Regions from separate parts of the Homo sapiens genome. Here region 1 is linked to region 2. Evidence: chromatin loops called from intact Hi-C (ENCODE). Cell type or tissue: GM12878. All regions are shown on one strand.

What was found. Hi-C counts contacts between places; a loop is a spot of excess contacts. Peaks named below come from ENCODE experiments on the same cell type or tissue, not always from the same donor. Only the 100,000 strongest peaks of a DNase experiment are listed, where the experiment ranks them.
Region 1: it touches region 2 in a loop (7-fold over the local background); 5 of 110 quality-filtered maps call a loop at or near these places.

What each region holds. Positions count from the first base shown.
Region 1 is chr17:16,414,162-16,416,661 of GRCh38, reverse strand. TRPV2 (transient receptor potential cation channel subfamily V member 2) reads right to left here and starts at 1,091. Exons shown (of 15, transcript NM_016113.5): 1 at 829-1,091. RefSeq lists enhancers at 121-190, 1,141-1,260 and a silencer at 301-420. In GM12878, a CTCF peak has its summit at 1,537 (motif pointing right); a DNase peak (open chromatin) is centred at 1,517; H3K4me3 peaks cover 2,110 bases; H3K27ac peaks cover 1,948 bases.
Region 2 is chr17:16,284,747-16,287,246 of GRCh38, reverse strand. The region is part of intron 2 of PIGL (phosphatidylinositol glycan anchor biosynthesis class L); the gene reads right to left. Among named protein-coding and RNA genes, the nearest start is that of MIR1288, 4.0 kb to the right of the region's middle. RefSeq lists enhancers at 958-1,252, 1,301-1,350, 515-1,504. In GM12878, CTCF peaks have their summits at 40 and 1,261; DNase peaks (open chromatin) are centred at 156 and 1,126; H3K4me3 peaks cover 942 bases; H3K27ac peaks cover 1,871 bases.

The sequences.
Region 1 (2,500 bases), 130 kb before region 2:
CAGTCTGATTCAGCTCTGAAGGCATCGAATACTACCTTTGTGTGCCTCAGGGCCTCTGGGGGCTTCACGAAGGGAGGGAGGCCCCTAGCCTGTGGCCCAGGCTCTCTCCACCACGCTGCCTCAGGCCCTAGGCTGGCCTAGGAAGCTCAGCAAACAGCACAATCTCACCCTCACAGGAAAACTGAAACCACAGCCTCCATCACTTGGCAAGGGTGGGGCCTCGGTCAGGGTTGGGGAACCCTCATGGGCCCAGTGAGCAGGATCAGAAAGAAGAAGGAGTCAAAGAGTGGTAAGGAGACAGAAGGGTGGAGAAGGGGGCAGGGGGCAGGGGGCAGAGAGCAGAGAGGAGCGGCACCAGCAGAGGGAAGTGGAGAGGGTAGGCTGGGACCAGGCCCTGGGGACCCGGGTGGGGTATTTTCCCATGGAAACATGGGAGGTGGGGAGCTGCCTGGCTGCCTCAGTTTGCAGATGTGACCCACCACCCTTTCTACACACACTGGGGCAGAAGGGTGCTCTTTCCGTTTCATACCGTTTAGCCCATCTGTGTCCCCAACCAAACCCTGGCCCATTCCTCCAGCCCTAGACTCCCAAGCCCCAGCAGCAACAGTTGTCTGTCCAGCCCCCACCCCACCTCCTGGGACCCTCACCCACCCTGGCAGCAGAGGAAGGGGTGTGGAGGTCCAGGGAGAGGGTGCTGGAGCCCCACACAGACCCTGGCTCCAGGCTGTAGAAGCCAGGAGCCCACTAGGCCTTCCCCACCCCATCATTCACTGTCAGGCTTGGAGACCCGGCCCCCTCCAACGTCCCCAGCATTGCCCACCGACTTACCCCGCAGGCTGAGGCCAGGGCGTGGCGGCTGCTGGGATCCCGGAGCTTCTCAGTAGCAGGGGCTGCGGGAGGAAGTGAAGCCGGGAGGGGCTGCCGGCGCTGACAGCAGAGGAGCGGCGGAACCTCCCTCCCCAGCTCTGAGCACTAAGCTCCAGCAAGCAGGTTCTGGTCTCTCGGTCACCCTCAGCCCACCTGGCCAGCCGGCACGGTGGAGAACGGGAGCTTAACTCTCCCCTGTCAGGACAGGCTAGCCACCAGAGACTGACCATCTGGACACACCCTGCTGCGAATCAGGCTCCACCCCCACCCCTCCCCCTTCTAGCCACTAAGGTCTCAGGTGGGGGTGGGTGACACTCAGAGGCAGCCCTTGGATGCTGGGGACTTGCCACCCATGGAAGCTGCCATGGATGGGGGATTCTTCCCCAAGTCCACTGACAGCTATCTCCTCCCCTTCTCCACCACATGCCTTCCAAGCAGCCGTGTGGCCCATAAATGGGCCTGAGTTGACCCATGGCAGGGGAGAAAGCTGATGTGGACAGCCCCCAGGGAGAGGCTCAGCCCAGCAGATGCCCCTGGGAACACAGTCCCACCCACCCATCCACCCAGCAGTTGGGGGACTTTCCCACCTCCCAGGACCTTCTCCCAGCCTCCTGACCCCAGGACTCTGATGGCTAAAGTTCCCCTAAAGGTGCTCCAAGCACCAGCCAGCAGGTGGAGACAAGGAGGTGGGCACGCACTGCTAAAATCAGACCTCACCACCAACGGGGCCCTGGTCTGGACTCAGTCTTGGAGCTTGGGGACCCAACCACCACCGAAGTAGCCCTAGGAATCTCTCTCCCTCACTCCCAAAACCTGGCATCAGCTCTTCCTCCAAAATTTGTCTTTCTGAGTGGTCCAAGCCACTATCACTGCTCCCCTGGGCAACTGCAGCCACCTCCAAACTGGTCTCCCTGCTTCATTCTTGCCCCACACTCATAATCCATTTCTCCTTATAGCAACTGAAGTGACCTTTTAAAAATGGGAACCAGGGCCGGGCGCAGTGGCTCACACCTGTAATCCCAGCACTTTGGGAGGCCGAGGTGCATGGATCACTTGAGGTCAGGAGTTCAAGACCAGCCTGGCTAACATGGCAAAACCCCATCTCTACTAAAAATACAAATATTAGCTGGATATGGTGGTGGGCACCTGTAATCTCAGCTACTTGGGAGGCTGACGCAGGAGAATCGCTTGAACCTGGGAGGCGGAAGTTGCAGTGAGCTGAGATTGTGCCACTGCACACCAGCCTGGACAACAGAGCGAGACTCTGTGTCAAAAAAGAAAAAAAAAGAAAACCAGGTCACCTAACGCCTTGACTTAATCACAAAACCTCACCCATGGTGCTTGGAATAAAATGCAAACTCCATACCATGAGCCCTCAAAGTCCAGATGCCCTTCTCCATCGCTATCCGTCACTCATGGCAACCCTGTCATGCACATTACACTCTAGGCCTGCGCCATCCAATAAGATAGTCACTAGCCACAATGACTGTTTAGATTTAAATCAATTATAATAGGCCTCACGCTTGTAATCCCAGCACTTTGGGAAGCTGAGGTGGGTGGATCACCTGAGGTCAGGAGTTCCAGACCTGCCTGACCAACATAGTGAAACCCCATCTCTACTAAAAATACAAAA
Region 2 (2,500 bases):
GACCCCCGGGCAATCGCAAGCCCTGGGGCAGACAGCAGGAGGAGCAGTGTGGGCCTGAGGCGAGAGGCTGTGAGCTGGAACCAGCCTGCGGCTTCTCGGTGCCTGCGCAGCCATGGCTGGAGAAAGGCATCTGGAGGGGTCCCCAGGGACCCACACCACCAGAGCGGGGCTCCGAGAGAATGAAATCATTGTACATTTAAGTGATCTGGACTAAGCACACACTATGTGCCAAACAGAGGGCTGAGTTTTAGGGATATAAACATGAATACAAGTCATGGTCCCTTCCCTTAGGAAGCTTAGGGCCAATGAGGCAGAGGTTCGGACTGCTGCAGGATGAGCAGTTTGCTGCGGGAAGGAGAGATGGGCAGGGGAAGAGGTGAGGAATCCAGGCAGGTTCGGGGTACCATCAGTCAGTGGCTATTGAAGCACATGAGGCACCTCATTAACATGATGGCATTGCGCGTCTGGCTCTGAGGAGAGACTACTATTTTGGAAGCTAAGAACACAACAGAAGAAGCCAACTCTTGCCAGTCTTTTAAGTGTGACTCGTAGAAGCCCGACGACTCCTTCCCTGGGGTGTATTTAGCAAACACAGTGTTAATACCTCTGGAAAAGGCCCCAAACTCGAAGTCCCGCCCTAGACCTTAATGTTCAGGAAACAAGCCAGGCTAAAAGCGTTCATTAAAATAACGTTGTGGTTTTTTCCCCCACTGGCTGAATATCCTCAAACAGTGACCTTTCCTACACATTCTAATGAGTCACACTGGCCGGCACATTTTAGTCGGGAGAGTCATGGAAACCCTTTGTGAAAATCTGTGGGGTTGTGGGTCCGTTCAGTCACCAGGTGCTGGTGAGGGAAGCCCCCCTTCTTTCCTCTCCCCAGCTAAGCAAGCCCAGGGGCCCAGGTCTTTCTCCCCCAGACCCAGCCCTGCTCAGAGCAGGAGACTTCGCAGCCTCCGCTGCTGGAACTCAAGCAGGGTTGGGTAACAGCTTATCTCTGAAAACCGAGTCCCACTTTTGCACACTGCACTCTGAACTTTAATACAGACGGAGGCGGCTCACACGCCCTTATTTGGTCTTGTGGCTTGTACAGCGCAAGCCGGAAGGTTCAGCCACCCCTCCACCCACCTCTGGCCCATCTCTAAACTCGATCATTTCCTTTGTCATCCAAAGCGAGCAAAGGTCAGTAGAGTTCAGAGCTAACCTTAAGGCTAGCCAAGGACGTGGAAGCCTAACCTGGGACTGCCAATATCGCCCCCCAAGGGCCACTGTGGGAGGCAGCAACTGTCTCCTGGTCTGAGGGCCTGGCACTAGCGTCGCTGCTCCAAATACAGGAGTGTGAAGAAATGAAGTCTAAGCTGCAGGGAGGTTGCAGCAGGGTCCAACAACTTCTGGGGGGTGTCTCTGCACCGCCAAGGACTAACCTAAGCCATACGCAGAGAAAAGAAATAGGGGAAAAGATAAGTAAGAGAAGGAAAAGGCGATCTGAGAAAAAGAAAAAGGACTGAAAAAAGAGGTATATAAAGATCAGTGCACTTTTATTAAGTATCTGCTGTGATAAGGACCTCATTTCTAAGCAGCTTAGGAGCCCAGACAGACCAAATGCCCTAAGAGAGCCTTTTCCACATACGGCTTGAAGCCCCCAAATCTAACCATAAAATGGATTTTTTTTTTTTTGGAGACAGAGCCTCACTCTGTCGCCCAGGCTGGAGAGCAGTGGCGCAACCTCTGCCGCCCGGGTTCAGGTGATTCTCCTGCTTCAGCATCCCCAGTAGCTGGGATTACAGGCACCTGCCACCGCGCCTGGCTAATTTTTGTAGTTTTAGTAGAAATGGGGTTTCACCATCTTGGCCAGGCTGGTCTTGAACTCCTGACCTCGTGATCCACCTGCCTTGGCCTCCCAAAGTGCTGGGATTACAGGCTTGAGCCACCGCGCCCGGCCTGGATTTTTCCTTTCTCATAGGATATAAAAAGGATTAGCAAGGCATGAGTGCTAGGTATTACACTGAAATCAGTTACCTGTGTTCTCCTTCCCAGAAAGATGCATTTCATATTATTGCAACAAATAAAGTACATAAAGCTTGCAAAGTCCTTGTGAGAAATCTTTCTTCAAAAATTGCCAATTTGGCCAGGTGTGGTGTCTCACCCCTGTAATCTCAGCCTTTTGGGAGGCTGAGGTGGTGGGAGGGCTGCTTGAGGCCAGGAGTTTAAGACCAGCTGGGCAACATTAGTAAGATCCTGTCTCTACAGATATATTCTTTAATTGCCAATTTGCTATCTAATGTTGTAACCACCCAGTGGGTTCACCTTGCCTGCTGCCTAGACAGAGTCGATTTATCAATACACGGGAATTGCAATAGAGAAAGAGTAATTAATTCATGCAGAGCCGGCTGTAATTAATTCATGCAGAGCCAGCTGTAATGGAGACCGGAGTATTATTATTACTCAAATCAGTCTCCCGTAGCATTCTGGAATCAGAGTTTTTAAGGACAACTTGGTA